Linked DNA regions of Mus musculus: region 1 is linked to region 2. A link is a loop called in an ENCODE intact Hi-C map of the cell type or tissue named here. Cell type or tissue: heart. All regions are shown on one strand. Each heading gives the region's core, and the rest is flanking DNA. Links, peaks and the distances in the headings are about the cores only.

Evidence for each region. A loop is a pair of places that touch in the nucleus more often than their neighbours do. Peaks named below come from ENCODE experiments on the same cell type or tissue, not always from the same donor. Only the 100,000 strongest peaks of a DNase experiment are listed, where the experiment ranks them.
Region 1: a loop joins it to region 2, with 4 times the contacts of the local background. A loop is called at or near these places in 1 of 42 quality-filtered maps.

What each region holds. Positions count from the first base shown.
Region 1 is chr11:68,947,702-68,962,991 of GRCm38, reverse strand. It overlaps Arhgef15 (Rho guanine nucleotide exchange factor (GEF) 15), which reads left to right and starts at 6,105. Exons shown (of 16, transcript NM_177566.4): 1 at 6,105-6,146; 2 at 7,919-8,574; 3 at 8,830-9,180; 4 at 9,451-9,505; 5 at 11,023-11,081; 6 at 11,162-11,373; 7 at 11,500-11,660; 8 at 11,840-11,992; 9 at 12,892-13,021; 10 at 15,152-15,226. The coding sequence starts at 7,968. Gm32273 (predicted gene, 32273) reads right to left here and starts at 6,005. Exons shown (of 3, transcript NR_168013.1): 1 at 5,954-6,005; 2 at 5,188-5,598; 3 at 500-706. In heart, for the core only: no CTCF peak of the experiment used is centred there; DNase peaks (open chromatin) are centred at 5,461, 6,081, 6,711 and 8,391; H3K4me3 peaks cover 4,429 bases; H3K27ac peaks cover 3,226 bases; H3K27me3 peaks cover 4,395 bases.
Region 2 is chr11:69,093,249-69,108,538 of GRCm38, reverse strand. Per1 (period circadian clock 1) reads right to left here and starts at 9,590. Exons shown (of 23, transcript NM_011065.5): 1 at 9,531-9,590; 2 at 7,623-8,030; 3 at 7,436-7,534; 4 at 7,189-7,343; 5 at 6,967-7,088; 6 at 6,663-6,864; 7 at 6,501-6,552; 8 at 6,233-6,375; 9 at 5,787-5,865; 10 at 5,608-5,714; 11 at 5,282-5,435; 12 at 5,078-5,186; 13 at 4,859-4,990; 14 at 4,592-4,697; 8 more. The coding sequence starts at 7,897. In heart, for the core only: a CTCF peak has its summit at 8,550 (motif pointing right); DNase peaks (open chromatin) are centred at 8,448, 9,138, 9,698, 11,448 and 8 weaker places; H3K4me3 peaks cover 5,144 bases; H3K27ac peaks cover 5,266 bases.

The sequences.
Region 1 (15,290 bases), core at 3,503-11,502, 140 kb after region 2:
GCGTGTCCTCCAAAAAAAATCTAACCTCCCTGGAAAACACTCTCACAGATGCAAACAGAACCAAACAGTATGGTTCCTGGGTAATTTTAAATCTACTCAAGGTGACATTGAAGACTATCACAGGTTCACCCTCTTCACCCTGACAGCAAACACCAGCCTTTTTTTTTTTTTCTTTTTTGGACAAGGTTTCTCTACAGAGCCCTGGTTGCCCTGGAATTTACAATGTAGACCAGGCTGGCCTTGAATTCAAAGAGATCCGCCTTCCTGTGCCTCCAGAGTGCATCTTCATGCCTGGCCAAATACATTACTTTTAAAGCATAACCTTTCACCTCTGGCCCCTGAAGCCTCATGTTATCTTTTAAAACATCTTAATAATAATGTTATCTGTTGTGTCGGGCCAGCAGATCACAGCCTGGGTTCTAGCCTGGAAAGGCATTTTGGAAACCTGGAAGAGAAGAAGGGCTAGGCGGGCAAGAAAAGGATGCAGCTAAGACAGACATTCTGATCAAAGCTCAATTTTACTATTCTGCATGCAGTTATGAAGCAGGGGAAGGGGGCCCGATTCACGCCAAATAATCTTGGAATCCAGTAGCAGGGTGACCACGTGATGGCTTCGGAACAGGAAAGCGGCAGGCTCCAGCAGTGGGCGTGGCAGAACGATTGAGCGGCAAGCTCCATCCAGGTGTAAACAGTGGAACCATTAAGGCTGGGGGAGGGGAGGCTACAGTTATCTATATTATTTCTGTGTGTGTGAGTGCGCACACTCAGGGGCAGATACGTGCCACAGCATGCATGTATGCATGTGGAGGTCAGAGGACAACTTTGTGCAGTTGTTTCTGTTTTTTTTGTTTGTTTGTTTGTTCGTTTTATTTTTTGGGACAGGGTTTCTCAGTATAGCCCTGGCTGTCCTGGAACTCACTCTGTAGACCAGGCTGGTCTCGAACTTAGAAATCCACCTGCCTCTGCCTCCCAAGTGCTGGGATTAAAGGCATGCACCACCATGCCTGGCTGGTTATTGTTATTTTTATTCACTATGCATATATGTGTTTTACCTTCATGTCTCTGTTTATACTACATGTATGGCAGGTGGCCGGAAGAGGCATTGGATTTCCTGGAACTGGAGGTTCAAGGAGTTTGTAAGCCACCATGTGGGTGCTAGGAACTGAACCTGGATCCCTTCCAAGAGTAGCAAATGCTCTTAACCACTGAGTCATCTTTCCAGTCCAATCATACTGTCGTGATGATTGTAAGAGGAGTACTTTAGAAGAGCTGGAGAGGGAGCATAAAGGTCTCTGGATGCCAGTGGGAAAGCCTCCGTACCACAGCTTGGGAGACACAGGGCTGCCTACATCTCTGCCTGATGGGAGCTTGGGAGACACAGGGCTGCCTACATCTCTGCCTGATGGGAGCTTGGGAGACACAGGGCTGCCTACATCTCTGCCAGGATGGGTTCTTTTTGCCTGCCAGAGCCACACCTGAAACACTTAGACTCTGGTGGCAGTTTGGCAGTATCTTCCTGCCTCAGTTTCCTCATGTTACTTGTTTTGTTTTTTCTTTTGAGACAGGATTGCTTTGTACAGCCTGTGGCTGTAGCTCTGTAGACCAGGCTGGCCTCAAACTCACAGAGATCTGCCTGCCTCTGCTTCCTTCATGCTGGGATTAAAGGCTTGCGCTATCACTGCCTGGCAAAATTTACTTTTGTTTTATGTGCATTGGTGTTTTATCTGCATGTTTATCTGTGTGAGGGTGCCAGATCCACCCAAACTGGATCAGTTTTGAGTTGCCATGTAGATGCTAGGAATTGAACCCCAAGCCGGGAGTGGTGGCACACGCCTTTAATCCCAGCACTCGGGAGGCAGAGGCAGGTGGATTTCTGAGTTCGAGGCCAGCCTGGTCTACAAAGTGAGTTCCAGGACAGCCAGGGCTATAGAGAAACCCTGTCTCGAAAAACCACAAAAAAAAAAAAAAAAAGGAATTGAACCCCAGTCCTTTGGAAGAGCAGCCGGGTGCTCTTTATCAATTGCTGAATCAACTCTCCAGCCCAAAATGTTACTTTGTAAGCAGCAAAACTAAACAATAAGACAAAACAAAAAACTCACCCCAATAAACACACAAACAAAAAAACTAAAATAACAACAAGACCTCCTAACATTCCAGTCAAAACAAAGAGCACATGACTAGTTTGACTACAAATGTGTCTAGTTTTCTTGCTGGAGTCTCCAATAGTCTTAGGGGAAAATATTTTTTTTTCTCCTTAAAGGTCTAGAGATGGGGGCTGGGTGAGTGGTTGGCTCTAGGGTGAGGTGTACTGGGAAACTAATGGGATCAATACAAACTACAGATACTCTGTGAAGAACAAGATAAGAGAAGGAGAATCGTTTTGGTTTAGATCCTCAGATGGCAGGCAGCTGTCTGGCAGTGGTGAGTGTCAGTAGTGGTTATATAGTTAGAACCCAGCATTTGAGAGGCTTGGGTAGGAGAACTGTGGGAGCTCGGGAGTTCAGGACCAGACTTGGCAACCTAAAGAGACTCTTCTCTCAAAACAAAACAAAAGCCACATGGTAGTGGTGCATACCTTTAATCCCAAGACTCAGGAGGCAGAGGCAGTGGCATGACTGAGTTTAAGGCCAGTTTGTCAAACAGCATAAGTTCCAGGACAGTCAGGGCTGCACACTGAAAGCCAGTCTGGAAAAACCAAACCAAACCAAACCAAACATTAAGCTTCTGTTGAGCACCTACTATATGCTTGACACCATTTCAGGACTTTTGGGATACATTACATTGTTAAATAAGACAGATAAATATCTACAGGGCTACTTCCTACTATAAAGAGAAAAGTCACAGCACATAAATTCAGCATATGCGATGGTACACCTATGATTGCTATGGAAGGAAGATGTTGGGGCTGAGAGATGAATCCAGAGTGAGGTGCTTGCTAGACAAGAGCAAGGACCTGAGTTTAGATTAATGCAAGGGCTGCTCCTGGCTCTTAGGGGGCAGAGACCTCTCAGGTAAATGGGCTAGCTGGACTCATTTAGTTGTCAAGCTTCGGTTTGAGTGAGAGACCTCATATCAATATACATAATTTAGAGACCAATGAAGACAGACAGCTCACATCAACCTCTGGCTTCTACACACAGGTGCACCCATGTGCATCTGAATTCATGGAAACTCACGCACGTGCAAACACATAAAAGTATACATTTTACACACACACAGGAAGTTTGATAATATGGTATGATATAGTGCATTGCAATTTATTTTTTTCTTTCCTTTAAGACTTCAATTTTTAATTTATTATTATTATTGTGTTTATGAAGGGGCATGTGCCACAGCGTACACATATCGAGGTCAGAGGACAATGTGTTTTGGTTTGTTTGTTTTTGTGAGACAGGGTTCCTCTGTGTGGCCCTGGCTGCCCTGAAATTTACTCTGTACACCAAGATTGGCCTCAAACTCAGAGACCCACCTGCCTCTGTCACTCTATTTTGTCTCATGTGCACATGAGTGCACCTGTGTGTAGAAGCCAGAGGTTGACATTGGCTGTCTGTCTTCATTGTTCTCTGCCTTATGTATATTGATACAAGGTCTCTCACTCAAACCGAAGCTTGAAGACTAAATGAGTCCAGCTAGCCCGCCCGGCTTGTATGTTTGTTTTAAGGCAAGAGTCTGGCTTTGTAGCTTAGGAAGGATGCCCTGGAACTCACAATCCCCCTGCCTCCTACTTACACTTCTCAAGCACTGGGATGGTGGCCTGTAATAGAAAGAGGAAAGCCCCAGTCTGTAAATTCAGCATGTGGGATGGAACATGGATGATCACGAGGGAGAAAGGGATGCTGGGGCTGAGAGATGACTCAAAGTACAGCGCTTGCTGGACAAGTAGGAGGATCTTGTACCAGCCATCTTTCTTTTTACCCCTTTATTTATTTCCTTCTTACTTACCTCTCCCCTTGTTATTTATTTGTTTGTTTGTTTGTTTATTATAGACAGAGTCTCTGGCTATCCTGGGATTTGCTCTGTACACCAGGCTAGCCTCAAACTCACAGAGATCCACCTGCCTCTGCCTCTGCCTCTGCCTCTGCCTCTGCCTCTGCCTCTGCCTCTGCCTCCACCTCCCAAGTGCTGGGATTCAAGGTGTGTGCCACCATGCCTGGCACCTGATTTTATTTTATTTATTTATTTATTTATTTATTTATTTTGGTTTTCCGAGACAGGGTTTCTCTGTGTAGCCCTGGCTATCCTGGAACTCACTTTGTAGACCAGGCTGACCTCGAACTCAGAAATCTGCCTGCCTCTGCCTCCCGAGTGCTGGGATTAAAGGCATATGTCACCACGCCCGGCTTCTGATTTTATTTCTAACAATATAAAATTATTTGGGTGTATGCATATGTGCGTGCTTGCTCTCTATGGCTATGTGCATGTGAGCACTGAGGCTCATGGAAGCCAGGGGTGTTCGATTCCCCAGGAGCTGGAGAGACAGGCAGTGGTAAGCCACCCAATGTGGGTGCTGAGAACTGAACTTGAGTCCTCTGGAATAGCAGCAGTGCTTTCATCTGCTGAGCCATCTCTCAGTCCTTCCTTCCTTCCTCTTGATTATCTCCAGTTATGTGCCTCTGTGTGTGTGTGTATGTGTGCTATGCATGTTGGTGCCCTTGGAGGCTAGAAAAGGCTGTCTGTGGGAAGTCTGTTTGGATGTGTTCCTAAATGTTGAGCCTTCTCTGTAGCCCCCTTAGTTTCCTTTCTTTCACTCTGCAGCACTCAGATGGAACTCGGAGCCTCATAAACCACTTTAATGGGCTACTGCTAGCTCACACCTCCAGCCTGGATTTCCTTTCCTTTCCATTTTTTTCTTTTTTTCTTCTTTCTTTCTTTCTTTTTTTTTTTTTTTTTTTTTTTTTTTTTGAGACAAGACCTGACCAGGTAGCCCAGTGGATTGAAATTTTAGAGTAGCCAGAACAGACCTCTTTGAGAGGGTTCCTTCCAGCTGCCCAGAGAACATGAAGAAATGCTTCAGGGAGATTTCTGGGAAGATTTTCAGGCATTAGGAGAACTCCAAAAATCCTAAGGTAGGAATAGGCCTGAAGGGAGAAGCTGGGAAATAGGGCAGATTGTGTGGTCCCTTAGAAAGACTAGGTTTTTTGGCTTTCTGCAAGAAGGGGTTTAAACCATCTTTCAATACAAGCTTACCTGATTTTTCTTCCCAGTGTCTTGATGTGTGCCCACGGAGTAACATCTGACAGGAACTTGCCCCTGCAACCCCCACCAGTCTCCCTCCCTCCTTTCTCCCCCAGCATTGACTTCCAGGACATTCGCTGTGGGAGCTTCCCAGTGCAACACTGAGAGCTGGGGCCTCCCGAGGAACTGGGAACACAGAATAGTGAGCAGCAAGTCACTCTACAGATCCAGGGGATCCCCTTCCCCACCACCCTCAACACTCACAACCCTGGTCTGACACAATGGCTGGGTGGGGCCAAGGCACTGGCTTCCTCTGCGGAGATGGAAATCTGGGCCTTCAGTTCCCGCCTCAGAGACGCAGGAACAGTTATCTGGAGAGTTTGGGCGGCATTTGGTGCTCCGAAGGGACAGGGGAAAGATTTGCTGAAAACAAAAAAACGACCTCAAACCATAGAGGTAAATTCCTGGTGGGGTGGGGTGGGGCCTCTGCAGATGTGGGGGAGGGTGGAGAAGAGAGGATCCCTCAGTGCAAAGTGTGGTTGGCTCACACCAAGGTTGGAAGATGGGGACGTAGACAGTTGTGCAAGCCAGACATCCCTTAGCTAAGAGGGAGGCATGAAGATGGTCATGCCGTTCTGCCAGCCCAGCTTGCCCAGGGCTGCCCACCCTCATTTGAACACCCTCCCACACACACACCCGCACCGTCACACACACACACCCCTCCCGCCACGCAGCAGTACAGGTGAGGGTGCATCGGAAACTAGCCTCCTCTGCATACCTGCGTGCCAGTCTTCTCTAACCTCCAACATCTTGGATGCCGGATTCCTCACATCCTCTAGGCCCGGTGTGCGCATGTGGAGCCTGGTGTGGCTGGGGGTGGTGGTGTCCGGTTGGGAGGAGGATCGGATTCCTGTTTCCTGCCCCTACTCACTCAGCTCTCGGAGGTGACTGGGAGTGGAGGGAACTGGAGGGTAAGTGCTTGGGGTCCCCCGACTCTCTGGGCTCATTCTGGAGTGGGTAAGGAAGTAACATGCGGTACCCGGTATGGGGAAGGGTGGGTTCCCTGAAGGTGCAGAGACTGGGGAACAGGAGGCCAAGCTTGGGTAACCACACTGACTGGTTGGTTTATTGGCACCATGCAGGGGCCACTGAGTGAGCTGCAATCTAAGGGGTTCCTGATAGCCATCTTTTCTCAACTTAACCTGGGACTGGAAGGCTATGATTTCTGACTGCCATAGGGAATTTAGAGGCTCTCTTGTGTCCCAGCTCTTCTCCCCATCCTCCTGATCCTCAAGAGGTAGAGTAGCACAGGTCCCACCGTCCCTGGGCTGCTGGTTCTGTGCCTCAGCCTGAACTTGTAGCCACCTCCCTGGCATTAGACAGGACCCAGAGTCAAACTGGAGCCTCTTTCTATGACCAGACCCAGGTGTGGCAGGAATAAGAGGATGGGAAGCAGAAGAGACCAGGCTGGGGCCTCCTGGTCTCCTGGGGTCAGAGGCTCCAGGAATCTTCAGGGCAGGAAAAGGAGACTAAAAATAATCCGGAAAGGGAGAGTCCGGAGAGAGGAACTGGGAAATGGGAGGGGGGAGGAGAGGCAGCCAGAGTAGGGAAACAGTGATGCATCCCTCAGCTCCTGCACCACACACACACACACACACACACACACACACACACACTCACTCACTCACACACACACTCACACATACACACACTCACAATACACACTCACACACACATATACTCACACACACATACATACCACACACACACTCACACCACACACTCACACACACATACACACCACACACTCTCACACACACACTCACACATACACCACACGCACACACACAAACACACACACTCACATATACACACACTCACACATACACACCACACAACACTGTCACACACACACTCACACATACACCACACACTCACACACACCACACACCACACAAACACACACACATACACACCACACACACACACTCACACATACACACCACACACACACTCTCTCTCACACACACATACACACCACACACACTCTCTCTCTCTCACACACATACACACCACACACACCACACACACTCTCTCACACACACACCGCACACACCACACACACACACACACAGTGCTCGAACCACATATTTCTTGATGTGTCTGTGACCAGCCACGACTGACTCCACTCTTCCACAACACAGCTTCCCAGGGCACACTCAACTCTCACTCATCCAGCCCTGGTTAACAGCGCACACCCGCTTACATAAACTCCTACACACAGCAACTACACCAGCAAGGTGATTTCTCCTCATTGAATCTTGCTACCCCTGCCTCCCCATCCTCCCCAACGGCCTGTCCCTACCTCCCCCCCCCCCCCCCCCCCCGTCCTCTTGGCTTGACTGTGGCAGCAAAAATCCTAGAGAAGCTGGACATTGTGATACAGCTCCAGAGGACGGAGGCAGGAGGAACAGAAGTTTTGAGGCCAGTCCGGGATGCTGAATGAGAGATGCTGTCTTTAAAAAGGAAAAGCTGCCCAGGAAGGTCCAGGGGCAGAATGAGGAGGGGTGAGGGGTGAAGAGAGAAGACAGTAGAGATGAGAAGGGAGGGAAATGTATCAGCCTTCTCTCCTGACTTAAAAACAAAAACAAAACAAACAAAACAAAAAAACGTGGCTTCAGACAGCCTCAGTCTCTCCACCCAGGGGACAATAAGGGGCACTTTCTCTTTCCACCCTCCTCAGGGGATGACTTCCGCAGAACACCCCACTCCTTGGAAACACTCAGAAGACGATGTCTGCACAGTCTCTTCCTGCAGCAACGCCCCCTACCTTGAAGCCCCCTCGGATCATCCGCCCCCGACCCCCATCTCGGCATAGGGCTCCACACTCCCCGGGGCCTCTCCACAATGGCTCCTCTCCGAAAGCACTTCCTCAAATATCCAATGATGCATCGGCCTCAGTGTGCACCTCCATCTTCTGGGAGCCCCCCACGGCTTCCCTGAAGCCCCCTGCTCTTCTGCCTCCCTCAGTTTCTAGAACCAGCCTGGACTCTCAGACTTCCCCTGACTCACCTTCCAGCACACCGAGTCCCAGCCCAGTGTCCCGGCGCTCCATCTCCCCAGAACCAGCTCCCTGCTCTCCGGTGCCCCCACCCAAGCCCTCTGGGTCTTCCCGAACACCTCTGCCCTCGGGCCCTACGCCTCTCCAGGATGGCTCTGCTTCGGCCCCTGGCACGGTTCGTAGACTGGCCGGCAAGTTTGAATGGGGAGCTGAAGGCAAAGCCCAGTCCTCAGACTCCCTGGAACGGTGTTCCCAAGGGAGCACGGAAGTGAATGGGGAGAAAGAGACTCCCGAAGCCGCCCTTTCTGGGAATGGGTCCCAGGAGAACGGCACTCCCGGTAAGCATACGCACCCGGTGCAGCGGGGTGACCTCAACATAGCTTTGTTTTCAATGCTTAAAGACTTTAAAGGGCTAACATTTCTTCTAGTGTAGATTTTATGTATGAGAAATCTATTTTCTGTGTTTCTTAGAGTTTGCAGATAGTCGGGGCGCAGGAGATCTATAGATACCCGGGTTTGGTCCTTGATGTGGGACGAGGCAGGAATGAGCCAGGCCCCAAGAACTTCCTGCTTAGGCAATCCCTTCTTCACAGATGCTGCCCTGGCCTGCCCTCCATGCTGCCCCTGTGTCTGCCATGTAGCAAAGCCTGGCCTGGAGCTCCGGTGGGTGCCTGTGGGGAGTTCTGAGGACATCCTCAGGATCCCCTGCCGGGCATCCCCACTCCGAGCCTCCCGCTCCCGCATCAATCCTCCAGTCATCAGTCACCCTCCAGTTGTGCTCACGTCCTATCGCTCCACTGCCGAGCGCAAACTCCTACCTCCCCTCAAGCCCCCCAAGCCAACTAAAGTCAGACAGGATATCAGCACCTCTGAGGAGCTTCCACAGCCAGATCTGAAACTGCCTTCAGAAGATGGGATCCAAACTGCTACAAAGGCCTGGGAAGGTGGGGAGATGGGGCGGAGCCTGGAGTGGTAGGATCTCTGGGCTTTGGGAACACCGGGGTGGGGTGGGATGTGGGGTGGGGGATGTGGAGGAGGGTGGGATGTGAGGGGTGGGGATGGGGCTGAGTGGTCAGCTACACCCCTATCGCGCCCTGGACTCTTCCTTTTTCTATCCTCTGTGGCTCTGGAGTTACGGGAGTGGTATTCTCAGTGCCAGTCTTCACTAGGGCTGGGGCTCAGTGTCTGGAGGTCACTCTGGCTTCTCTCTGCAGGGGACAGACCTGAAGGAGCTCCTCTGAATGCTCCCCCTGTAGCCTTGGAGGGAAGGTACCGAACTCCCCACCTTTGCTCTCCCTTCTTGCCTCACCATGCTCTCACCTAAGGGCAGACTAACTTTCCGAGTTTGGATGAATACTACCTTATTCAGGTAGAAGGGGAAGAGCCGGGGCTCCAGACACAAGGAGCCCAGGTTTCTAATCTGACCTCTGTTCCTTATTAGTTATGCAACCTTAAATGGATTCTTTTCCTGGGTCTCAGAATCTTTCTCTAAGAAGTAGGGATAAGCACACTCTGTTCTATCGGGTTATCAAGGCATAGTAACCCAATATCGGGTTATGAAGGCACTCAGCAGATTGAGGCAGGAAAATTAGGAGTTGAGGCCAGCCTGGGATCTGTATCACAGTTCATATTCAAAACAACAGCAACAACAGACCAAAAACAAACAAAAGCAACAAACAAACAAACAAACAAAAGAAACAAAAGGCAGGGCCAGGTTCTGCTTAAATTTTCTTATTGTGAGTTTATATTTAAAATGTTTTAAAGATCTATTTCTATTTATTTATTTATCTATTTATTTTATTGTGTTTTTGTTTGTTTGTTTTCAGACACAGGGTTTCTCTGTGGCCCTTGATGTTCTAGACCTTGCTTTGTAGAACAGGCTGGCTTCAAATTCATATAGATCTTCCTGCCTCTGCTTCCCTAGTGCTGGGATGAAAGGCATACAGCACCATGCCTGAATAAAATTTATTTTTAAATATGTGTGAGTGTGCGCTCATGGTGCAGGTCCTCCCCACCCCACCCCCACACCATAGGCTGAGTTATGAACAAGTGTGAGCTACCTGATGTGGGTGCTGGGAACCAAACTCGAATCCTCTGCGATAGTCCATTCTCTTAACCACCGAGCCATTTCTCAAGTCCTCTATTAAAATTATTGTTGGCCGGGCGGTGGTGGCGCACGTCTTTAATCCCAGCACTTGGGAGGCAGAGGCAGGTGGATTTCTAAGTTCGAGGCCAGCTTGGTCTACAAAGTGAGTGCCAGGACAGCCAGGACTATACAGAGAAACCCTGTCTTGAAAAAAAAAAAAAAATGTTGGCAAAACCATTTGGCAACCATGGCCATCCATTGTTTTCCGGACTTGCTAATCACCCTAGATTTTTTTTTAAATCAGAAGTAATAATCTAAGTATGCTCATTTGTTAGAAAATATTTACTACAGCAGCCTGTAGCTTGAGTGAATGGCTGGCAACCAGGAAAGAGGAGACAGGGAGCCACAGGTGCCAGTTTGACCATAGGGAGTTATACCAAGCCACACAGATCTTCCAGCCTGTGCTGCTGTGAGAGAGGGCTGGGGGGAGGGACGTGGAAGCATCTACTGCATAGTAGTTGATACAGCAGGAATGCTTGAGGACCTGATTTGTCAAGGGCCTCCCCCTCCAACCGGCACAAACATCTGGAATTTGATCTGGGGAACTGTCAGGATCCCTCCACACATTGTGCATCTCTCTCGTCTGGTATCCTGTGAATTAACACGTGGACCTCACATGTATTCCTTTCTTTCTCCTCAGGGAGGAGGAAGGATTGGATGGGCTGAAGGGGCTGCAGTGGGAACTGCCCCTGCAGGACGGTAGGTCTTTACTGGGACAGGCAGGAGGGACCGGTTCCGGGGGCCCTGGACTTCCCTGATGTTCTCTGTCTACCTTCCAGAACCTTTATACCAGACTTACCGAGCAGCTGTGCTGTCAGAGGAGCTGTGGGGTGTGGGTGAGGATGGGGGTCCCTCTCCAGCTAATCCTGGAGAAGCTCCCACCTTCTCCAGGCTCCCTGGACCTCGAAACACTCTGTGGCAGGAGCTCCCGGCTGTGAGAGGCAGTGGCCTCTTAGAGAGTCTAAGCCCCCAGGAGCGGCGCATGCAGGAGGTGGGTACCCCCGGGTGGAACTGAGAAGGGTGGGATAGGGGATAGGGAAGGTACGTGACCAGAGTCTTGGGGTGGTTGTGAGGTGGCTGCCCTCTCGACTGACTGTGGCCCTGCTCTCCTGTCTAGAGCCTGTTTGAGGTGGTGACATCAGAGGCCTCCTACCTGCGATCCCTGAGGCTGCTGACCGACACCTTCGTCCTGAGCCAGGCTCTCCGGGACACACTCACGCCTCGGGATCATCATACGCTGTTCTCCAACGTGCAGCGAGTCCAGAGCGTCAGTGAGCGGTCAGTGGGGCCCCATCTTCCCAGGACTCTGGGCCTTGGGCTGATGAGCATCCCCTCTGGCTTTCCCCCTCTTCTGGATCTTTCCTTTCACTGACCCAGTTAATGCTTAGCACTCCCCTGAAAGACTAGGAAAACCAGACTTTCAGTACGTCTATTAATCGCTCCGTCTATACTTTCAGGTTTCTAGGAACACTGCTGTCTCGTGTTCGTTCCTCCCCACACATCACTGACCTGTGTGATGTGGTGCATGCCCATGCAGTTGGTCCTTTCTTCGTGTATGTGGATTATGTTCGGAACCAGCAGTATCAGGAGGAGACCTATAGCCGCCTTATGTGAGTATAATGGCTTCCTCCTTTCTCCCTGGGAATGTGTTCCAAAGCCACCGGTGGATATGGCGGCTAGTACCGAGCTATATATATATATATGTATATATATATATGTATGTGTATATGCATATGTATATGTATACATATATGTGAAAACAATTTATAAATTAGGCCCAGTAATAGATTAATAATAACTAATGATGAAATAGAAATATTAGAGCAATATAATGTAATAAAATTATCCACATCACTAGTCTCCTAACTTTGTGGACATTAGTAAGTAAAATAAGAATTTCCTGGACATAGCTTGGCGATACCGCCAAGAGTCAATTTGATGAGTAGGATATATATAGCACTACTAAGTGATTAAGGGGTGGGTGGTGTATATACATGAGTACACTGGACAAAGGGATTGATTATTAGTGTTCCAGATAAGACATCTTAAGATGGGGCATCTTGAGGTTTTGTCGTTGCTAATCAGAAAAGCATTTGAAATATATGAACTGTTTGTCTCTGGAACATTCCATTTAAAGATGTTGAGTAATTGAAGTTATGAAAGCAAGCCTTTAATCCCAGCATTTGGGAGGCAGAAGCAGGCAGATTTCTGAGTTTGAGGCCAGCCTGGTCTACAGAGTGAGTTTTAGGACAGTCAGGGCTACACACACACACACACACACACACACACACACACACACACAAAGAAAGAAAAACAGAAAAAAAAACCCTATGAAAATGTATGAATTTTTTGTTTCTGGAACATTCCATTAAAGTTGCTAGATAATTGAAATTATGAGAGGATAAGGGGTTTCTGTATCCCAGAGTTGGAGGAACTCCTGAAATCATGTTAAGGCTGAGGCCGGAGCTGGCTGGGGGCCATTCCCTAAGCATCTGGGCTTTCTTTGCAGGGATACAAACGTGCGCTTCTCCGCAGAGCTGCGAAGGCTGCAGAGCCTCCCCAAATGTGAGCGGCTCCCGCTGCCATCTTTCCTGCTGCTGCCCTTCCAGCGCATCACCCGGCTGCGGATGCTGTTGCAGGTACTGACTCAGCCTCCTGCCTGTCCCATCCCACCAAGCCTGCTGTGGAAACGCTACAGAGTGTCTGGTGTAGTTATCACCATTTCCTACCCCACCAGGGCCACAGAAGTCCTCGTGGGGCAACAGCTCCCAGACAGTCCTCAGCTCCCTCATTGCCTCGGGGGACAGACTGGTGTAGAGAAGGACTCCAGACTTTTCCACTCACCTCTAACTAGTTGAGATATCCAAAGGAACAAACAGTGGTTTGGGGGAGGACTGAAAAAAACAAACCTTAGCTATTCCAGCGTTTGTGAACTTTAAAGGGCCATGGTAAATATGCAGATTTATAGTGTATCTATCCAGTTCTATTTTTTATGGTGGCTGTAGAGTAGGCTGAGAGCTGCAGACAGCTTGCCTAGCCTGTACAAAGGTAGGCCTTGGATACAGTGTAACTGACTAAAACAGTAAGTGAAAAAGTTCCTCAGTGGGATAATACTGAGGAAAAAAAAATGGGGGTTTTGAGAAACACTGTTTTGTTTGTTTCTTTCATTTTTCCAGACAGGGTTTCTTTGTGTAGCCTTGGCTGTCCTGGACCTAGCGCTGTAGTTGAGGCTGACCTCAAACTCAGAGACCCATCTGCCCCTGAGATCCAGAGAGCTGGGAATTTTTTCTTTCCTTAGACGAGGTCTCGTTATGTGGTTTTGGATGGCATGCTCTGCATTCCAAGCCGGCCTGGCACCACAGAGATGTGCTTGCCTGTGCCCCTAGAGTGCTGGGATCAAAGGTGTGTACCTCCACACCTGGCAGTATTGGAATCTTAATGTGAAGAGGCTCCAACTCGATGCTGGAAACATCTTTGTTTTGAGATAGTTGGCGTTGGTGTTTGTCTTGTTTTGTTGTTGTTGTTGTTGTTGTTGTTGTTTAGAATTCAACACACAGCTCAGGCTGGCCTCAAACTTGCAGTCTTCTGCTCCAGTCTCTTGAGTGTTGGGATAACAGGTGTGTACATATTATTGTTTATTTAGTTAGTAGGTTAGTTTTTCCAGATAAAGTTTCTCTGTGTATCTGGCATCTAACTCACAGAGATCATCCACTTGCCTCTGCCTCCCAAGTAGAAGGATCAAAGGCTTGTGCGCCACCACTGCCTGGCTTTAAGATGTATTTTATTTTATGTATATGAGTACACTGTCGCTGTCTTTAGACACACCAGAAGAGGGCATCAGATCCCATTACAGATGGTTGTGAGCCACCATGTGGTTGCTGGGAATTGAACTCAGGACTTCTGGAAGAGCAGTCAGTGCTCTTAACCACTGAGCCATCTCTCTAGCCCCCTTATTTATTTTTTTAAAATTTAATTCTTTTTTTGTAGGAGGATTGAACTGATGCCTCACTCATGCTAAACAAGTCTCTGCACTGAGCTGTGAAACCAGTTGCCTTGAGTTTTATTCAGCCTTGTCCGGCATTCATGTAGACAGCATACTAACTATAATACCATACTAACTCAGTGATTGCTGAGTGTGCAGTTAGAGACCCCCTTCTAAATGTGCCACACCTCTATAACCCCCGTGACAAATGTGCAAGGGCAGGAACCATCATTTACAAGACCTTATAAGGGAAGAAACAGAGGTGCAGTTTGAATAACTTGGCGTAGTTCATGTAAAAATAATGGATGGAGCCAGGTGTGATGGTACGTCCTGTAATTCCAGCATTCCAGAGGCTGGGCAGAAGGATTCAGACCTAAAAGCCAGCCAGGGCTGCTTAGCAAAAAAAAAAAAAAAAAAAAAAAAAAAAAAGAAAAGAATAAAATAAAATAATTAAAAAGATAGAAATGTAGGTATTTCTAACTGTCTGGCTCTATTGTTAGGCTAGTAATTATTAAAACCCACCACCACCACCACCATCTATGTGGTGTGCCAAGAACTATACTAAATCCTCCTTATAAATCACTTTGATTCCTTCTAATGTTAACATGCTAAGTAGATATCAGCTCCATCTTATAAATGGAGAAACCTAGGCTCTGAGCACTAACCTGATTTGCTCAGGCTCTGGCAGCTGGTAAGTAGGTCTTAATAGATCTCAACCCTAAACGGAACACCTAGCAAAGCTGGGCTGGGCGCTGAGGATCTCAGTTCCCTTCCTCTTTGTTTCCAGAATATCCTAAGCCAGACAGAAGAGGGGTCCAGTCGTCAGGAGAACGCCCAGAAGGCTCTGGGTGCTGTGAGCAAGGTGGGCAGGAGGGAAGCTGCGGAGGGAAGAGGTGCCAAGTGACAGAGGGGAATGGGAGGGAATA
Region 2 (15,290 bases), core at 4,319-12,318:
CTTCCTGGCTTCCCAGACTTCTCTCACCGTCACATCAAGGGCCCGAGGCAGCTGGCCCTTCCGGACCCAGGAGTGCACAGCACCCAGTTCCCGCCTCTGGTCCTCTGAGAACCGTGGCTGCTGTTTCTGCATGGCCCGGAGCCTCTCCCGGTCTTGCTTCAGCACAGAGGCTGCATCCCTGTATGAGGAAGGCAGAGGCTAGGATCCAGAGTCAAGAGCATGGGTTGGCGTTCACCCTCAACCACAACTCCTGAGCCTGCCGTCTTCTGTGCCTTCTTGGAATACAAAGAAGCTTCCTACACCAGGAAACCTACCTTCAACTTGAGAAGTACTAATAGGGCCCTAAGGAATGGGGGCTTATGCCATATTGGGCATCTCTAGATAAGATTCAGCCCCAGAGGGAAGAACTTCAAGTTATCTGTGCGGTACAGGTAAGCTAGTCTCTCTACTTCTCTGAAAGGGAAGCAGATGGAGGCTCTCCAGCTCACCTGGACGGCACCTGGTATGTCATCATGACACGCTGGTCGGCATTGGCCATGAGCAGCCAGATGGGGTCCTGGAGCACACACTTAATGACCTGGTCCCCAGGCTCAGTCCTGGCCCGAGCAGCCCCAGCTTCAGCCTCGGAAGAGTCGATGCTGCCAAAGTACTTGCTTGTATGGCTGCTCTGACTGCTGCCTGTGGGAGGGTGGAGAAGGCCAACGGAGCCAGGCTGACTGACACATTCACCCCGAGAGGCTTATCAGGCCACATTTCCAACCCACTGGCCTTAACAAGGTGGGCTTCCCACCTCCCGTCTCTGGGGACAGCCTTACTCACGGGTGATGCTGGCTGAGGTGCTTCCCCCTTCGTGGGATCCTGAACCAGACCCAGAGCCCAGGCCAGAGCCCAGGGAGCCTGAGGCTGCGGAGCCTGTGCCCGAGCGAGAGTCTTCTTGGAGCAGTAGCTCCAGCAGGTCGCTGGAGCCTGAAAGTGCATCCTGATTGGACGACTCAGTAACCTCCACCTAGAGGAGGGCATTGGAGAGGGACAGAAAGGCAATAAGGAATCACCACACCACCACCACCACCACGGCTGATTTCCAACGGCTTCTACTGCTGACGAGAACCAAAGGAGGCACACCCAACCCAACAGATCGCTGCTCCTTGCACCATGACACAGGGCCAAGCTGAGAGGAGAGATGACAATGGGGAACATAATGCTGGACCCTTTCCAAGCGGCAGATACACCCTCAGAATCTATACAGATGTATAATGGGATGTCCCCGCCACCTGTCAGACAGACAGAACTGTCCCTTCACAGAGGAGGCAGTTGATTTCTGCTTCATTCAGAAATTACCCTTGGATCTCCCACCCATACCAACTCCAGGACGCGGAGAACCAGCCCGGCAGAAGCAACCAGGCAGAAGCCAGGGGGGCAAGGGCTGCGGGTACCAGAAGACGGAGTGGACAGAAGGTAGTGTTGCTTACCAATCTGGCCTCTGGCTCAGCAGTCTCCTCACTGGGAGGCAGGGGCCCAGCACTGCTTCCTGGGCCTCCTGCAGCAGCGCCCCCCTCCGTGCGGGGGGACTCCTCAAGCTGCAGCAGATTGAGCTGGAGTGGGGAGCTGCATCTCGAGTTGAACAGTGGGGAGTCTGGGCGGTGGGGGGGGCTGAGAGGTGGTGGGGGCAGGGATGGAGAGGGCGAGTGGGAAGCAGGCGTGGGTGGCCCCTCAACAGGGGCCTGGGACACCCCATATGGATAACTAGGTGGGGTAGGGAATAGATAGTTAGGGAGCACCAAGGCCACCATTGGGGTCACTAAGGGAGAAGGGAAGGTAGCAGGGGACACAGATGTAGGGGCAGGGGGAAGGGGCTGGGGTCCTCCTCGAGGGGAGAATACTGGGAGTGGGTAGGGCTGGACCATTGCTGGGAAGGGGGTCGTGGCTGGTGGGGGTGGCCAGGGTCCAGAAGAGGGCACAGGTGAAGGATGGGAGACATAGCAGGGAGTTTCGGGCCGGGGGGTCTGGTGGTGGTGGTGGCGGGAACGCTTTGCTTTAGATCGGCAGTGGTGTCGGCGACCAGGGGGAATGGGGCCATGGTGGCAGCCTGTGGGGAAAGACCAGGGTTAACAAGGAGCCGGCCACCTCTACTGCCCTGAAACACTAAGAGGACAGGGAAAGGGCCAGGCAGAGAAAGCTGCTCACCCTGCATGTGAAATACAGAAGACAGGAAGTAGGGAAAGGGCGGGGAAGAATCACAGGAGCCAGGGGACAAGGGGGTTTATTGTGAAAGGAGCCAGAGAAGGGCACAGTTACATGATGGTTAAGCTGGGGTGTGCAAAACAGAGGCACACTGGCAGAGGAGAGGTAGAGGGGTCCATGGATGAATAGGCAGGTGACTTCAGTTCATCTGCCAAAATCCCTCAGGCCATGCCAGCCTGGATACTTGTCCTGCCAGTTGAAACTGTGCTCTGCCTAACTCACAATGGGACGATGCAGTGGCCAGAACAGCCCAGGCCTCAGTCCACAGCCGTCTGCAAAGGTCTCCTGCAGGTACCTAGAGGAGCTGTTTTCCATCTGCCCTTGAAGTCCAACCCCAGCCAAGATTGGCCCAGAGTCAGTGATGCTATGTCCTATGTGGGCACAATTTTTCCTTGTTCCCAGGCTAGGACTGGAGTAGCTTACCTGAAACCAGGCACTTCTGCCTGCTTGTCTCAGTGCCAGCCCCCAGGCTTCCCTCCTCAGCCTGCAGCCTGGAGCCCTGGCCTAATAGGGAGATGCTATCTAGAAATCTAACTAAACACGGTCCTGATGATGAAGACAGCATCACCTGGGCCCCAGAGCAGATACATCTTCTCTCACCATCACTTTATACCCCCAGCAGCTGACTGCACACAAGACAGCTCAAGGAAGCCCCAGGTGGCTCCCTCGCTCACCAGGGGCTGAGGGGGCCACAGAAGAGGTGTCAAGTCCACGAAGCCTGCCAAGATCTCTGAAGCGGTTGAGGAAGGCTTGCTCTTCCTTCTGTGTGTGCAGGGACAGCACGGCCTTGGTCAGACCCACTGGGCGATAAGCATCTGGGGTTGGGTCAGGGGCTACTGTGGGGCTGGGGGCCGGACTGGGGGCTGGGCCAGGGGCCAGGCCAGGCAGGTCTTCCATCATGATGATGTCTGAGAAGGGGTGAGATAAAGGAAAGGTCACCACAGCCACACACAACCTCCCTTTCCTATAGCCCAACCACCAAGGCGTGGGACCCCAGGTACTCAAGGCTGCTTCCTTGCCAAGAGGAAGACATGGACTCTTCTTTCCATGCAAAATGATTCCAGGAGAAAAGAGGGTACTCAGTCTCCGCCAAGAGCCCCAAACCCCTGGGACAAAACCTCTTCTTTACAAGGGAAGCCTTGCCACATGTTGCTTTTCACATAGTCTTAAGATCTACCCAAAGACCCTGAGAGTCTTCAGTCTTCCCTGCTTTAGAGCATCTGTGGTCAGCATCTTAGGGCTGGACCTCCTCCCCTTACCCCAACTTTTATGTCAACTGACAGTAAGAATACAGGAAGGAGAATGGGGTGGGGCAAGCAGCAGAGGTTAGTGGGGTGGACAGTCAGGAGCAGCAGATCCCCCCAAGCTAAGAAGGTCGCCTCCTTCTCTCCATTGGGGGTAGGGGAGAAAGGTAGGCAGGAAAGAGCTCTGGCTGAGGAACTAAATGGGGCCCCGTCACTACCCCCCTCACTCCACGCCCATACCCGACTCCGGGGGCTTCTTGTCTCCCACATGGACGATGGTGGAGCTGAAGCTACACTGACTGGTGACGGACACCACGCTCTCTGCCTTATTGGCCAGGGCGAGCGGGCTCAGGGTGCCTCCCACCACTGGCTCCTTCCGAGGAGTTGCCCCCTCCCCAGACAGCATTGCTGACGACGGATCTGTGCGGAGAGACGGCACTGGTTACCACCCCTGCCCCTGGGAGAGGGAATCCCAGGGAGGAGTGGGGAAGGGTTGGCTAGAGGGAGGAACCTGGAGATCAGGAGGCAGGAAAGGAGGGCAGGGAGAGCAGGGGAGCCCTAAGGCAGAAGTGTAAGGGCCTGGGACAGGCCGGGGCAGGGCAAGGGGAGCCCGGCATGCACTGGGTCTTTACCTTTCTTGGCCCCCACAGGAACTGGACCTGCCCTCTGCTTGTCATCATCAGAGGCTGAAGAGGCAGTGTAGGAGGAGGAGGAGGCACATTTACGCTTGGTTGTACTGGGAATGTTGCAGCTCTCCAAATACCTGGGGGTGGATGGAGCAAAGGGGTTAAGGGCAGGGCCTGGGCCGGCAAAGCTAGGCCGAGGAGAAGGTGATGGCAGACAGGCCTTACCTGAGGATGCTGTCCAGGCAGTTGATCTGCTGGTAGGAACAGCCAGAGGTTTCTTTCCTCTCTGGCTCCTCAGGGGCCAAGGCTAACGAGGCTTGGTCAGGAACTGGGGCCACCTCCAGTTCGGGGTTTGGGGACTGGCAGGGAAGGACTTTGGCTTTGAATGTACCTGTAGCTGGGGTAAAAGAAAAAGAGTAAATGGGTTGGGAATGAAGGCCAGGAGAACCTCATCCCTGGTCTATGGTGGTACCTACTCACCAAGGAGGCGGGGCCGGGGTGGGGGCTTGGCCCGAGATTCAATGAAGAGCTGTTGTCCCTGGTGCTTTACCAGATGCACATCCTTACAGATCTGCTGGAAAGTCACCTGTGGGACAGTAGAACACTGGGCAGCATTGGGGTGGCAGTGCCAGGAGCCCGGGGGTCAGGAAGACCAAGGAGGCTGGGTGGGAGTAGCACGAGGGACTGGCAATGATGATGCACAATGGAATGGACAACAGGAAAGGCGCCGTGGAAGCCGTTACTCACTGGAGCAGGAGGCCCAGGCCCCTCAGCGTCCCCCCCATTGCTATCACTGGAGGAGCCAGGGCTGTGTAGAGGACCAGGGGACATCAGAGGGCCAACTCCACAGAGCCCCGTGGGGCTGGAGCTGTGCACAGGCTACAGAAAGGAGAAGGATGGATTGGTTAGTTTCTACAGCCTCTTCCTGACTGACCGCTTCACTCCTGAGCCCTCCTCAACTCTTACCTGCAGCAGCAATCGATGGATCTGCTCTGAGAGCTCCTGGATATCAGAGTCCAGGGACGGAGCTGGGCTGGGGGCTGGGGGAGTGAAGACGTCCTCATTCAGGGGTGCCCTGTGGGGTTGTAAAGGAGAACTCAGTCCTTTCCCTACCCATGCCATGTCCATACCACCCACCCCAACACCAGCGTGGAGACACAGTTCCCTTACGTGCGCACTTTATGGCGACCCAACACGAAAGCCACCTTGCGGCTCCAGGGGTGCACAAAACCGGCCCAGCTGGTGTCCATGGTGACATATTCCCCGTTCCGAGCACAGAAGCGAATAGGGGAATGGTCAAAGGGCTGGCCTGCCAGCTGCAGTACTGTGGGCGCAGGAAAGAAAGTGGGTATCAGTGAATGGGAGAGCCGAATAAAGCAGAGAAAGACATACACAGAGATATCCAAGAGACCACGGCATCGAGAGACACCATCACAACAACAGTTAAGGAGTCCTGGGGACGGGCTGGAAGGGCGAGCAGGACCAGGAGAACTCACTCTTCTTATGAATGGCCAGCATGAGGGGTCGGTCCTCAGGATGTAGAAAGAGAAGTACTGGAGCCCCCAGGAGATCCTGGGGAAGGTAACCCAGCAGTGGGGCAGCCCTGAAATTGGAGCAAATGTCAGACCTAGGCCTTGGCCCTGGCTACCCACCCTCATCCAAGTCTTTGCCTTACCTTTCATCTACATCCTGGAAGAGGCAGCTTGGTGTGTGTCGGGTGGTGAAGATCCTCTTGTCAGGAGGGATCCGGGGAGCTGCGGCAGAGAACACATAGGTCGCACCCGTGATGTCCAGCTCCTCCGCCCTCCCTCCTCTCTGCCTCCAGTCTGGTTGCCTGGCACTCTCCCTCCCAGCTCAGACCTGGCTTTATGGCCCACAGAGACTGAGTCATCTGGTGACTCACACCAGAGATGACACTGAGAGTCACTTTCTCACTTGTCACAGCTCAGGGACCTCATCCAACCCTACCTCGGAGCAGGGTCTGAGCCCTCTGCCTTATAATACTTTTCTAACCCTAAGGACTCAGCTAGTGCCTCCCAAACTCTCATCTTGACCTTCACCCCATCCTAGAGGGAACCCTTCCTCCCATCAGCCCCCAGGCCCAGGCCCTAGCCTATCCACCTTCATAACCAGAGTGGATGCGCTCGGCAATGAGTAGGCAGCACGGCTGTGCAGGGGCTCCATCTGAGACCCGAATCTTGGTCACATATGGGGTTAGGCGGAATGGCTGGTACCGAGGCCCTGGATCCCGGTCAGGACCTCCTCTGGCAAGGGAGAGACGAATATTAGAGGTTTCCAGGGGAAAGCTGCCCCACCCCCTTCTCACAGACCACATTACAGATAGCAGGGACGAGTAGGAGAGAGGCCTGCTCCTACACCCCCTCCTTACCTGATTCGGCAGAAGACAGACTTTTCCTGGGTGAAGTCCTTGAGACCTGAACCTAAAGCAGAAGGGAATGGAAGTGACCAGAGCGCCATCTCTGTCCTGAGCCAAGAAGAGCCCACAACATGAGAGCTTCCAGTCCTCTCCACAGGGACGAGGGCACTATACCTGCAGAGGTGCCAGTGCCCCAGGTGGGCAGTCGAGATGGTGTAGTAGAGCCATAGAAGACACCCACATCCTGGGGAGCCAGGAGCTCTGAGAAGCGGGCACCCCGAAACACATCCCGTTTGCAACGCAGCAGGACACCTGCCTGCTCCGAAATATAGACAATCCGGCCTGTCAGGAAGGACACAGCCACAGAGAAGGTGTCCTAGAATGAGACCAAGACCGGGGGAAGACTTAGGAGCTGTAGGAATGGGGGGTGGGGGGGCGGGGAGGGGGGTTAGAACTGAGGACCCAAGCTGTAACTGACCTGGTTTCGAAGTGTGTATTCGGATGTGATATGCTCCAATTCCTCCAGGGTGTAAGTAGACATGTCCATGGCACAAGGCTCACCCTCCTCCAGACTCCACTGCTGGTAATATTCCTGGTTAGCTGTAGGAGAAGGGAATCCAAGCCATATTCAGTTAGGAGAAAGGCCCCTACAGTAGTCCAAGTCCTGGCCAGACCCTGCCAGGAAGCACAACTCACTCACCCTGAACCTGCTTGACACAGGCCAGAGCGTACTGCAGTGTGGCCAAGGTCCCAGAGCGGCCCTTGCCCCGACGCTCTGGTGGCAGTCGAAGTTTGAGCTCCCGAAGTGCAGTCATGAGTTCTTTCTGGGTCCTGGCTCGAGCTGACTGTTCACTGCTGCAGGACCCACAGGAATGAAGGGGTAAAGATATTAGCCCCGAAGTCTGGCCCGGCCCCCAGGCATCTCCCTCAGCCCTCAGCCTACACACCTGCAGCCACTGGTAGATGGGTTGTCCTGCTCTGAGCTCGCACTCAGGAGGCTGTAGGCAATGGAGCTGCTGGGTGGGGATGGGCTCTGTGAGTTTGTACTAGAAAAGAAGGAACAGGCTAAGGTGAGGGAGGGCCACGTGGTCAGCAGCATCATGCCATCATACACACACATACACTCGTACACACCTCTTGCTGCTCTCAGTGGTCTCCAGCAGAGCTGAGTCCTTGCCATTGCCAGAAGAGGAACTATGAGAACTCCGCTGAGATGCGCCCCTGGACTCGGGTCCGTTGGACTCATTGCCACTTGAGCCATTGCTGTTTGCATCAGTGTCATCAGCCAGGCTGGGGCCTGGACAAGGCCGGTGCTGCGGGGCCCCAGGGGATGGGACTCCTCCAGGACAAAAAGGTTCTCCGGGCCTGGGGTCTCCTCCCCCATCGGCCCCTTCTAGGGGACCACTCATGTCTGGGCCATACAGTGGAGGACGAAACAGGGAAGGTGAAGAAGCCACCACGGGTGCACAACGGGGCTTTTGAGGTCTGGATAAAGGAGGTAGGACGCCTGTCTCTGAGGGCTGACTAATTTAATCACGACACCTAGAAAAAGAAACCAAAAAGGAATGTTTAGCAAAAGCTGAGCTATTAACCCCACAGCATCTGCTGGCTACACCCAGTCCTTCCTCTGCCTGCCCCTCACTGTTGTGACTCAGGCCTGGGGCTTGCAATAGAAATATGTTCTATTTCCTTAGGGGGACCTAAGGATACCACAGGTAGAAAGGCAGCTCTCGTAGGCCATCTCTTACACCCCTTGCCAGTGTGGAATGAGTACAGCCTGAACAATCGACTAGAACAGTAGCTGAGGGTCAAAGCTTGCAGGTTTCCTATGCCCAAATTCTCATCAGGTCCCCACCTGGTCTGGGACTCTGAGGCCTCGGAGCAGGGGGTGAGCTGATCGCCTCCTATATTTAGGCTTCCGGGCTAATTTTATCCGGGGGCGGTGCCACCCCCGCTGCACATGCGCGCCGATGTGCCTGGCCCCACCACGCGCTTCCGCCACAGCCGCGGTCGCCAGGGAAACCGACGTCAGCCGCTGAGCTCAGCGGTTGCTGGAGGGACCACAGGAGGGCAGGAACGACTCCTCCCCCAATCCCCATCTTCGTGGAAGTGGGAAACAGACCCAGTCCTATACTGGCCAACACACCCTCATACTGGCTAACAAGGTTCAGGGCAGCGGGGAGGAGAAGAACACCCACCATAACAAATTCCCAGGGCCCAAAGAGCCTAGGAGCCATGTGAAGAGTAACAAACTAGAGGAACTCCAGGAGCAAGTCCTAGCTTCCCCACTCGGCCTCTGCTCTTTGTGGAAACGCCCCCATCCTCGCTCTTGCCTCGAACATTATTCTGATCAAGACACTGCTTTTCTTTCTCAAGCCCCTGCCCACTCCCAAACACCAGGACTGGAGTTACCACTTGCCATAGGCAACGACTCAGGCATCTTCCTTCGTCCCTTACTTTTCTAGTTAACCCTACTACCACATAGATAGGGGACACACAACAACCAGCATATATAGTTTTTCCTCTACTCCCTGTCTAACCACACCCCCATCCCAAGTATTTTCTGAGCGCCAGGAGAAAAGGGAAGGAAGGCTGTGGCCAACAGCAAGAACTAGCGCTGAGAACAGGATGTTCCAGCCTGAAGCGGTTGACATCACGACCGGCACGAGGCCAGGAATTGGAGGGAGGAAGACAGGGAGCGCAGAAGCCTGAAGGGGGTCTTTGGGCTAGGGCAAACCCATGGACTCCCGAGTGTCGAGCAATGTGTAAAGGGGTCGTGTTCGCTAAAGGTCTCTTAGGTTCAGGATGGCTGCTCTGGAGGAGCAGAGGAGGAGATTAGGTGAACGAATAACAAACGCAGACAACCCGTGACGGGTTGAGTTGAACACCTAGGGCCCAGGGGCGGGGAAGGGTGGATAGTGACAGGAAAGGCAGATTATTGTTTTGCTCTCTGAGAGCTGAAAGCGACCCATCACGTTGGAAGTAGTGGCGGCCAAGCTCCGGGACAAAGACTAACCCTAGGATTGCAGCAGGGATCCCTACCTGGCCGTTCGAGCGCCCTCCATCCGCTTGCCGTTTCGGCCCGCAACCCAGAAGCTCCGCGAGGCTGGGAGGCGGGTTGCATAATGCCAGGCCCTGCCCCTCATTGGCCTTCTGCCCGAAGAGCCGCAGGCCCCGCCCCCGGTTGGCTAAGGATCTCTTCCTGGCATCTGATTGGCTACTGGCCCCCACTGAGGTCAGGGCTGTGTCACACACATCCCTGCACGTGGACTTGGGTGCTGGTGCTGGGCTGAAGGGCCTCAGACACCGCTCAGTCAGCCAATGCGATCAGGATGTCTCACACCGTCAATAATGAAAGGGAAGTGAGGGAGGGAAACTACCCCTTTTCAGGGAGGATACCTGGGCCACAGGAAGTGCTCAAGAGAAACCTACTTCCTAAACTGACCAGCTTGGCAGAACAAGACACCTGTCCTGGTGCCGGGTGAATGAAATGTCTGCTACCCAAGGGAAGTGGGAGAGAGAAAAACCTAGACTGACATTCCCTGGCCTCTCCCCAGCCTTGTTATAAAGAATCCAACCCTTTCCTCTGACCCTTCAGATCCTGAGAGAAGGGCAATTGAGGGCCCACGTGTCGTTAAGGGGTGAGTGGGTGATGGAAGGATACGGACAAACGGAAAGGACAGGGAAAGCCAATGGCTACTGTGAAAGGAAACAAAAGCAGGTGCTTCACTAGCCAATCAGAGAAAAGGTCTCCAGGAAGCCTACTTGGTGACTAGTGCTGCCTCTGCAGAGGATGCAGCCACCCACATTTAGGGCTGCCCCAAAAGTGGGGACCAGGAAGCCAGTACTACAAAAGGGGCAGCAGAGAGGGCAGTTGCAGCAGTAGGCAGAAAAAGGATGGGTGGCTGGGTGGCAAGGGCTTTTTATTGGGCTTTTTATTCCTGCTGCTTAGAATACAAAAGCCAAGGTTCATGAACCCAGCAGCAAGCCCATCTGTCTCATTTACTGTATTCTCAGCAGTAAGGTAAGTACGTCTCAGCGTCAGGACTGACAGTAGATGCTCGGTAAACAGGATGGCTCTGTTTCTATTAAGGATAGGTAGGGGAGAGAGAGCCTCAGGAGAGGAGGCAACAAATTATGTTTTCAAAAGAAAAGTAGAGCATTGATTCATAAAAAGAGAATAGAGACTCGATTTTGGGGAGGGGGGGACAACATGCCAGTCTGGGTCCAGGAGAGCTACAGTGACAGAGTCCCCTTCCCTAGGCCTGGGCTGAGTAGTTCTCAGGCTTCCCTGCAAACGTAGGTGGCAAGTGAAGAGGCCAACACGCAGCGGCTGACATAATCAGCTGTTAAGTGCACGCCCCTCACTGTCACGTGGCTAAAGCTTTCCTTAACAATGGTGTTTCCCTTAGAGGAGGCGGGCGAGACAAGGTTCTATAGAAATGCTGGGACACAGACCTGTTATAAAATAACCCAGAAAAACAGAAGCAGGGAAACACAGAAAACAAAAGACACGGGAGGCTGAGTGCTCAGCTTCCTCCTCCTGAAAATGATGCTGCTCTCCTGCCCCCTCGTACTGCGTTGTGACCGTGTGCTGTCCTTTTTTTTTTTTCCAGACCCCTTTCTCTTTCCACAGCTCTCAAGGATTTAGGTGTGATTCCTCTGACCCAAGCAGCCATTGCTCGCCCACTTCCCTATCTGTCATTTACACAGACAAAAGGTTTCAGCACTCCAAACAGCCCCAACCTGATCCCAAGGCCCAGGCTGTCGGGCCTCATCAGTCCCCCACAGTAACCAGGCTCTGCTGCCGTCAATGGAGAAGCGGGGGCAGGAGAGGGAGGTGACGTCAAAGCGGAGGCAGGAGGCGGGGCGAGGCAGCTGGGGAATGTGGGGCAGGGAGGCTGGAGAGGCAGCGGTTTGGGAGGCGGCCAGCCCCAGAGGGCGGCGGCCAGCGCACTAGGGAACATCGTGTTCTCTTGGCTGATGGCCCAGGACATGCACACAGCCTTGGCGCCTCCCCCAACCCAACGACAGCGGTCCTGTACAAAAGCCAAAAATTCCTGGAGAGACAGTTAGGAGGAAGGGGGTCCCCCTCCCCCGCCCCCATGCCTGGTTCTCTTTGCGGGACCTACTTTTACCCTCCCTCAGCTGGGTCTTAAAACTCCTGGCATTGGCTTTTCCCCGTCACCAGACTGTACACGGTTGCTGGCCAGGTACCAAAGAGCTAGGGCGGGTAAATTGGAGGCCTAGGTTCTGAGAGAGAACGCACCTTTGCTCCTTCCCTGGGGCCCCTCTTTAGAGGCAGACTTTCTAGTTACTATTACAGCACAGAATAGGTGGGGGGGGGGGGGGTGGTCAGAGAGAATGGATTTAAGATGAAGTCAAACTGGGACACAGCAAATTGCCTCAGTCTGGGGCCCAGATCTTGGGAGAGGAATACAGGGAGGAATGATGGAATTTGGGCTGGTGCCCGAAGCCCAAAAAAAAAAAAAAAAAAAAAAAAAAAATCAGGGAGAGGGAAAAGAGGAGTCATCAAAACTTGCAGAAAAACAGAAGATGGAGATTGCTCTCTGGCCACAGCATGCACATAAATCCCCAACTCTATCGCTATTCTTTTGTTACCTTATAGTTTGTGTTTGTAAATGATCCAAGCGCTGTGCTAAGAACTTTACACATATTGTTCTCATGTAAGCCCCCAAACAACTGAAGGTAAGTATCACCCTGATGTCATAAGGAAAAACTAAGACTTAGTAGGTAGTTACTAAACTTGCCTTAATTGTCTGCTTCATTCTCAGCTTCCTAATAATGGAGCCCAAGGTTCAAGCCCTAATGATGGCTTGTCCTGCTGGCTTAGGGACCCTGTAAAGTGTTACCAAACCTCTACACTGCATTCCAGCACCGTAGGACTGCGGGGGGAGTATTCCCCTGTTTCTAAGCTTGGTGCCTAGAATACAGGCTATATCCAATTCCGTCTCCTTCTCTCCCCTTAGCCTGATCTCAAGGCATTGTTTGTGCTCCGTGCGCACCATCATGGTTCGTTTCTATGCTCAAAACCCGAGATCACTCGAGAAGCCTGCAGGCACACTGCTTTCCTAAGAATCTCACTTCCTCCCTCTCCTCCCTCACCTCTGCCCGACCGAACGTCTAGACACCAGAGCAGTCCTTTGGTAACTCCACCTCTAGCAGCTTAAGAAGAGTAGACGAAACGGTGTACAGAAACCCTCCACCTTATCCTCCCTTTCAGAATCCAACAAATTACTAGCCCATTCCTATTTTCGAGCATGTCCCTGAGGCCACGATACCACCTATAGTCGTGATGAGACAGCCTTTCGGTCAAATCAACACACCAGCCTTTCTCAGATCACCAAACTACGTTCCCGCCCGCCCTACCGGGGCGGTCTCTTCCAAGTGTTTAGGGAGCCTACCCCAAACCATAACCAGCTCTCAGGGGTCATATCGCAGGCGCTTCGGCTCCCTCGGATGGCTAGGGGCTTCTGAGCACCCTGCGCTAGGCATTAGTGTCCAGGGACCCTAGAGTGGTGAGAGATCTGTTGCTGGTAACTCTCATTCATGTTCCCCTAGAGTTGAACTTGTGGTCTCTTTCTCCACAACCATTAGGCATTTGTTCTGCAGCTAATTCACATTTGCATGATCCCTCACACACACCACGCCACTGACACCCCTTTTGGTCGAGCGCACCTCCCCAAAAACACAAGTTCGACGGCTCCAGAGTAAGGGGCTACTCACAGTTCCGAGCGCACGTAGACTCCAAATTTCTTCACTCCTGGGGCTCCTCCACAGAGTCCTCGAGGCCCTCCCACCGCCCGTTCTGTCACGCCTCCCTAGCTTATTGGCTCAGAGACGCCAACCCATGCCCCGCTCCGCGTGCAGCCGGCAAGCCCTTGTAAAGCAACCATTGGCATTTCAGAACTCAGTCATTTTCCCATTGGACAATATGACAACCGGTAGTGATAGAGCCACGTGAGGGCGGGGGCGCCCCAACTCGTTGATTGGACATCTGACCGGAAGCCACACCCCCACCCACTCTCAACATTTTTACTGGCTGCAGAGACAACCCCGCCCTGCCTAAATCAGTGACGCAAATGCCAGCCCTGCCCTAAAAACTTTCTCATAGGCTGAGAGGGCTCAGAGCTGTAGGGAACACGTGCAGGCTGGCTCACGCGGCAACTTGTTTACCCAGAAGCTGGGGATTTTCCTTGACGACACTTACCCAATACTGCGGAGTCTGCGCAGGCGTGCCGAGCGACTTGTACGCAGGCGTAGATCTGACAGGCTATGGCGTAGTGGGCATACTTTGGAGACTCTGGCATTACAAGAGGTTTCTGGTGCCTGAGCTTTGTGTCTCTAGTGATCCCCAAAGCTTAAAAATCTGAGCACTACACTGAAGATATCATTAGATTGCATGACAATGACGGTGAAATGACAGTCGCCTCCTATTTATTTTCTTTGGGCCTGGCTGGCCAGCCCCTTCTTGCAGACTCCCAAGAAGGCCGGCTCACTACCCATAACCTCACAAAAGAGGCTGAGAGGTTACGTAATCTGTCGGAATTAGATTATGTATATTGATAAAAGAGCTAAAGTCTGAACCCAGGTCTCTGACACCATAAAGGTAGCTTGGTATTGTAAGGCCTATGGAGACATTAAACCTAGAAGTAATTCCAAGAATTAAATGCAAAAAGCCTTATTTAAACTCTCCATAAAGGTAGAATTTAGGATAGGCTGTAAGACACCTCAGTACTTTAGAACCTCTGAAATAATTTCCAATGACACCCTTTTGCGGGGCGGGGGGTGTATTCCAGACAGGTTTCTTTCTTCTTTTTTTCTTTTTTCTTCGAGACAGGGCTTCTCTGTGTAGCCCTGGCTGTCCTGGAACTCACTCTGTAGACTAGGCTGGCCTCGAACTCAGAAATCCACCTGCCTCTGCTGGGATTAAAGGCGTGTGCCCCCACTGCCCGGCCCAGACAGGGTTTCTCTGTGTTGCTCTGGCTGTTCTAGAACTCACTCTGTAGACCTGGCTGCCCCCAAACCTGGAGATTGCCAATCCACCTGGCTCTGCCCAACTTTGAAAATCTAATTTTTGTTTGTTTGTTTTTAAGATTTGTATGAGTACATTGTAGCTGTCTTCAGACACACCAGAAGAGGGCATCGGATCCATTTCTAGATGGTTGTGAGTCAACATGTGATTGCTGGGAATTGAATTCAGCACCTTTGGAAGAGCAGTCAGTGCTCTTAGCTGCTGAGCCATCTCTCCAGCCCCTGAAAATCTATTTTTAAAAGTACTTCTAAGCTGGGCATGGTGGTGCACGACTTTAATCCCAGCACTTGGAAGGCAGAGGCAGGCAGATTTCTGAGTTCGAGGCCAACCTAGTCTACAGAGTGAGTTCCAAGACAGCCAGGACTGCACAGAGAAACCAAAAAAAAAAAAAAAAAAAAAAATAGTTCTAATTTTTTTTTTCTCAAGACAGGATTCCTTTGTGTAACATAGTCCTGGCTGTTCTGGACTCTTTGTATACCAGGCTGGCCTTAACCTCACAGAGATCCATATGCCACTACCGCCCAAATACTGGGCTTAAAAGTATGCACCATCCCCCGCCCCTCGCCCCCAGCTCTCTAATAGTCCTTATTTCTTGGCTAGCTAATGATGATGCACATGTTTAATCCCAGCCTCAACAGGCAGTCAAGTGTGTATTCCAGGCCTAATCTACACAGTGAGTTCCAGGACAGCCAGTGTTACATAATAAAATTCTGTCTCAAAAAATTTTGTTTTCTTTTTTTTTAATT